Linked DNA regions of Homo sapiens: region 2 is linked to region 1. The links are chromatin loops, found by intact Hi-C in ENCODE. Cell type or tissue: IMR-90. All regions are shown on one strand.

What was found. Peaks named below come from ENCODE experiments on the same cell type or tissue, not always from the same donor. Only the 100,000 strongest peaks of a DNase experiment are listed, where the experiment ranks them.
Region 2: a loop joins it to region 1, with 2.8 times the contacts of the local background. A loop is called at or near these places in 2 of 110 quality-filtered maps.

Annotation. Positions count from the first base shown.
Region 1 is chr3:146,588,947-146,591,446 of GRCh38, forward strand. PLSCR5 (phospholipid scramblase family member 5) reads right to left here. Exons shown (of 8, transcript NM_001085420.2): 6 at 707-868. PLSCR5-AS1 (PLSCR5 antisense RNA 1) reads left to right here and starts at 656. Exons shown (of 2, transcript NR_046698.1): 1 at 656-842; 2 at 1,117-1,379. In IMR-90, a CTCF peak has its summit at 1,168 (motif pointing right); no DNase peak of the experiment used is centred here.
Region 2 is chr3:145,783,960-145,786,459 of GRCh38, forward strand. No RefSeq gene overlaps it. Among named protein-coding and RNA genes, the nearest start is that of LNCSRLR, 280 kb to the right of the region's middle. In IMR-90, no CTCF peak of the experiment used is centred here; no DNase peak of the experiment used is centred here.

The DNA.
Region 1 (2,500 bases):
CAACAAATAAAAACTCCATAAGTTTTTATGGCTGCATTGAAAATGGTAGGAAATTAGGTAAATATTAGAGGGAAAACTAAGAACAGGATATAGGTCAAGCATTTTGATACAGGTATTATTTGACTTCTGTTCTTCTATCACCAATCTCCATATACCAAAGAAGAAAAGGTTTTCAATATAATTGTAAGTTGGAAAGTAATAACAAGAACATAGTATCTTAGAAATAATGGCAACTGGTACCTATTAACTCATCAAATCATTTCATGTGTCTATGTTCACACTGAGAAGGCAACATTCTTAATATCATCTAGCTCACTATTATGCAATGAACCAGTCTGGAACTTTATCCAGGATAAATCATGTGATATTTATGTTTGCATATTTTTTAGTTCAAGTGAAAATAAGCCAAAAATCTAAATTGAACGTAAAAGCAAGGGGAAACTAGGTTTTAAAGAAATGATGAATAGGATGTGATAACACTTCAATCTTTGAGAAAGGGGATATGAGATCACTGAAGAGGGGCTGCCTAACAGAAATGCAGGGTTCTAAATTCTAATTTTTGAAGAACATTGGTCCTAAGCTATCCTTCTATGAATAAAATATACTCTTTGGGGGTAAAAACTGTGTAAATGGGATAGGCTATATTGTAATTAACAAGCAAGAGGGAGAATAACAAATCACTCATGCTCTCAAAGCCCATACTTACAAAGAGAAAACAGGCACCGATCATTGCTGCTTTGACTGTTACATCTAGATCTGCAGGAACATGAATTCCGAAATTGTCAGCATTTGTGAAGACATCATTTACAAATCCTGACCAGTACTTTGAAATCTTCCCAATTGTAAGCTTTTCATTAATGGTTTTCACCTTTAGAAAGAAAATAAGGAGTATTAAATTTGACAGTGAAAAAAGTTGGTTTTATACTTCTGAGGGTGTTTACTTCATGAGAGATTTGAATTATTTTATTTGTCATCTTCAAAATGACAATTCCATGTTATTCATTCCATCATATAAGCATAGGTTTGTAAATTTAGCTTTTCAGTTTACTTTTTAGAAACTTTGCTTTTTTGACAGTTTTCTAGTCCATCATAATTCTTTTTCTTTTTTGTATGCAGATGGAGAATATCAGGATAAATAATTAAGGCTCAGCCACCACAAGATGGCAGCAGGTACATAGTTCAATTGTATCATCTAAGCATGAAGGCGATTTCTTTACTTGAGGTCCAGATTTTAAACCTGAATTCTCCATCTTAAAAATGTAAAAGAAGATATGTTTGAAAAAATATTTCAGAAGGAATTAAATTAATTTCTAGGCATAATTTGTAAACTTTCAAATTTCAGTTGCTAAAATTTTATAATTATTAAAACATTTAAATATTATTGGCCATTGTTAAATCACATTTTTATATTATACTCAGACATTTATTAGGTCAATACTTTCTAACAAATCCTAAATCCTATTTTTACATTAAAAAAATCCTCCTGGTTAATGTACCATATAGGAAGTTAAGACCAACTAGACATCAATCAGTCCTTCTCAGCTAGAAGGAGTTCACAAATCAACTTTATCAGCTATTTGTTTGTTTATTCTGCTTCCCATCCTGATGCTGAAAGTAATTCAAGAGAAACTATCACTTTTTTCAGGGTAGTAAAAGATAGAGAATAGAGAGGGTTACTTAGGACATTTCTATAGCATGAATGCTAAAACTCTTATGTTTAAAGTCCTCCTCAATCATATTACTCGTAGGAAAGTCATGCCAAATCCTTTGGGGATAGGGTGAAGTTGGAACAGCTCAGTTTGCAAAATTTGCATTGTATTCTACGTGCATAGTGTTTCCTGAAGTCCTGAGAACTAAATGCCCTTGCTGAGATATTTATGTATGAATGGATGAAAAATAAATATACACTTTCAATTAGGCTGTCTCCTCTACCTAAGTTGTATGTCCAGGACAACCTGTTAAGATAGTTTATATTGCTACAGATCAAATTTACAACTTTCTATTTTTTAAATATTCAATTTATACAAATACGAGAATAAGGTTTTTTTTTGTTTTTTTTTTTTGTTTTTTTTACAAAACTAACTTAGCAAGTCTTAGAAACACAGCTTTTGAGTTAATGCTGTTTTAATGTAACGTGCTGCTGAAATGAGATCTAAACTGGGATATGTGATCTCAAGGCCCATAGGAAAGAAGATACATAATTTAGGTGATTCTAAACTGTATATATTGGCTTTATTGCCATGTGTCCTGTGATTCTACATAAATAAAACATACTGAAACAAGAATGAAGTGCTAATTTTCAAAATCAGGAAATATTGGTTATCTTAAAAAGGCAAAGCTATGTGTCCAAAAATTTTTGATGTTCAAAGTCTTGCACACATTAAAATAGCAACACATTTACTATTCTAATCAAAGAGATATAGTAGCTTTGTCCATAGAACACATAGAATTATATTTAGCTAAACATGCTTTTATTATAGTAAAATTTATTAATATTACT
Region 2 (2,500 bases), 800 kb before region 1:
TACTTAATAATTCCGTGTAATCATTATATATACACATACATATAATGCAGATGGTGTTGAATCCATTTTACGTGGTGATGTATAATCTGCATTTGATTTTCACTAACTTTATAGTTTGACCAGTTGCTCAGACACTAAATATTCTATCACATGGTTTTATGACAACTAATATTCTCAGTTATATAGTATATATAATTAAAATGTTAGACTATTTCAAATGTGTCATATTATAAAAATTCTACTGATTTGAAACACTTGAGCTATCTAATTAACTCAATACTCAATGAGCAGGAACAACAATCCGTTATTACTGTCAAATAAATTTAATGCTCTTAAATGATTTTTTTAAACAAAAAGAAACAAGAATTCCAGTTAATGCATAATTCCTATATGCCCATGGAGAAAAGCAGCTGCTTCTTCAAGGAATCTTCATAGTTATAAGCTGTAAACACTCTCAGAAACATTTTTAGTAAAAAAGAAATTTATATTATCAGAAAGCTTCTGAGATCCAGTAACCAATAAGATCAAACTACTCCATATACAGGATTTAACTTCTGAAGTATTTAATATTTAGAGTAGTAATATTTTATCCTTTGTGTGTGTAGATACATATTATATATGTAAATATAATATATCCTTATTTTAATAAATTAATTTATATAAATTAATCCTGTCAATCCTCATGAGAAACTTGGGAGGCAGTTTGAACACATGCTTCTCCTATTTGAAAAATGAGAAAATTCCTTCACAGAGAATATAATTGGTTATATCAAGGTCATACTACTAATTATGACAGAACTGAGGACAGAGCCCAGGCTCCTGACCACCAAACATCATTTTAAGGTGCCAAAGAACAGAAAGATTAAACATTGTCTTCAAATCAGAAGCACAATCCGCAGAGCAAAATTCACCACAGTCATCTTGAAAGCAATATTATCTCTAAAATAGTAAAGGTAACAACAGCACGTGAATCACTTATCAATATATCTGACAGTTTTCAGACACTGTAAAGGGGCACTTTTTATTAGTAGTCGTTCTTGTCGTCATCATAGTAATAAAAGTGGATGTAACCCTACTTACTTCATTCATGGATCAATGGCCTTTACAATACTACAGTATCTTAAGTCCAAGTTTGGTATTAAGGTTTATTATGTTGATCCTTGAAGTGATTATTTATCTCTGTTACCTAACTTTCCAAAATATTATATATATAGTTCTCCCCAAAAAAGGAGATTTTAATATTTATCCGTATTTATCCAAATAAAATAAAAATGTACTCTACTAGCAGAAGCAGTTATATTAAGTATTAGTTTTGAAGGAGTCTAATCAAATCACAGCAATAAATGACATTACTTGAAAATAATATAATGATATGAGTAGAAATAAAGATAATTATGGGAGGAAATGGTTCCCATTTGGTAAATTACCCACAGAATGTGTTCACAAGCATAAAGATGAATGTGCTGTGTGCTAAGTTGGCAGGGAGACCAAATACGCACATTTCTCATTTTGTCATTACTACTGTTTTATACTATTTTTTTTAAATATCACAGACAGTTTAAGCGTCATTCTTCAGATTAATTTGAACCAGGGATTATCTTCTTTTGGAAGAATATTTGACTCACTTTGTTACATCATTTCAGAGACAGGCTCATATCCCCACCTGCTACTGATAATTCACAATCCTCTAACTGAAACAAAGATTTGTCATTTCACAGCAAAATGTAAGGAAGTAAATGTAATCATCCCTTGAATGACATCAGGAGAAATTAAATTTCAGTAGTTGAAGTAAAAAAGAAAATTCACTGATACAAGATCCTTTCTGTTATCTTTGTGCCTTGACCTTAGTAAGACTCTACTACCAAGATGATGGACAGGTTAGAGGAAAGACATGTGGATTGTGCAACTTTTAAATTCACCTCTGTACTAAGAAATGTTCCTCAGAGGAATGTGCCTTGGAGATTAGAGGACAGTAGAGAGGAGTGAGAATGTATAGTAACAGAGAAAGTGAAATTCATCTGACACAAACTACAAAGCTAGAGCTCTACAATTTTTACCTAAAACAAAACTAAGCCTTAATATTTTATGTTTGCAATTCATTTTAGACTAGTATTTAAAATTTCTCTCATGTGTTATATTTTTCAAAATTAATTTCAAATTGTGTTTCAAATATATTTTTCACTTAGTATTATTAGTTATCATGAATTTCAGTAGTTATTTTTTCTTGGTTTTATTTACATAACTATTTGCAACAGATTCATTATTTGAGTATTATTTTTTGTTCTTTGTTTTCCCACAGAGCTTAATTCTAATGAACCAAATAACTTTTGCACTGTAAAGAATTCAAACTGAATGTGTGTCATAATTGTCACTCACATGAAATACTGTTATTTATTTAGTTTTACATGTGGAATTTACAGTCAGTACTAAATTTATTGAAAATTATGCCAAATAAAATTATATCTCCAAACACTTCCAGAACTTTCCAGAAAACATATTT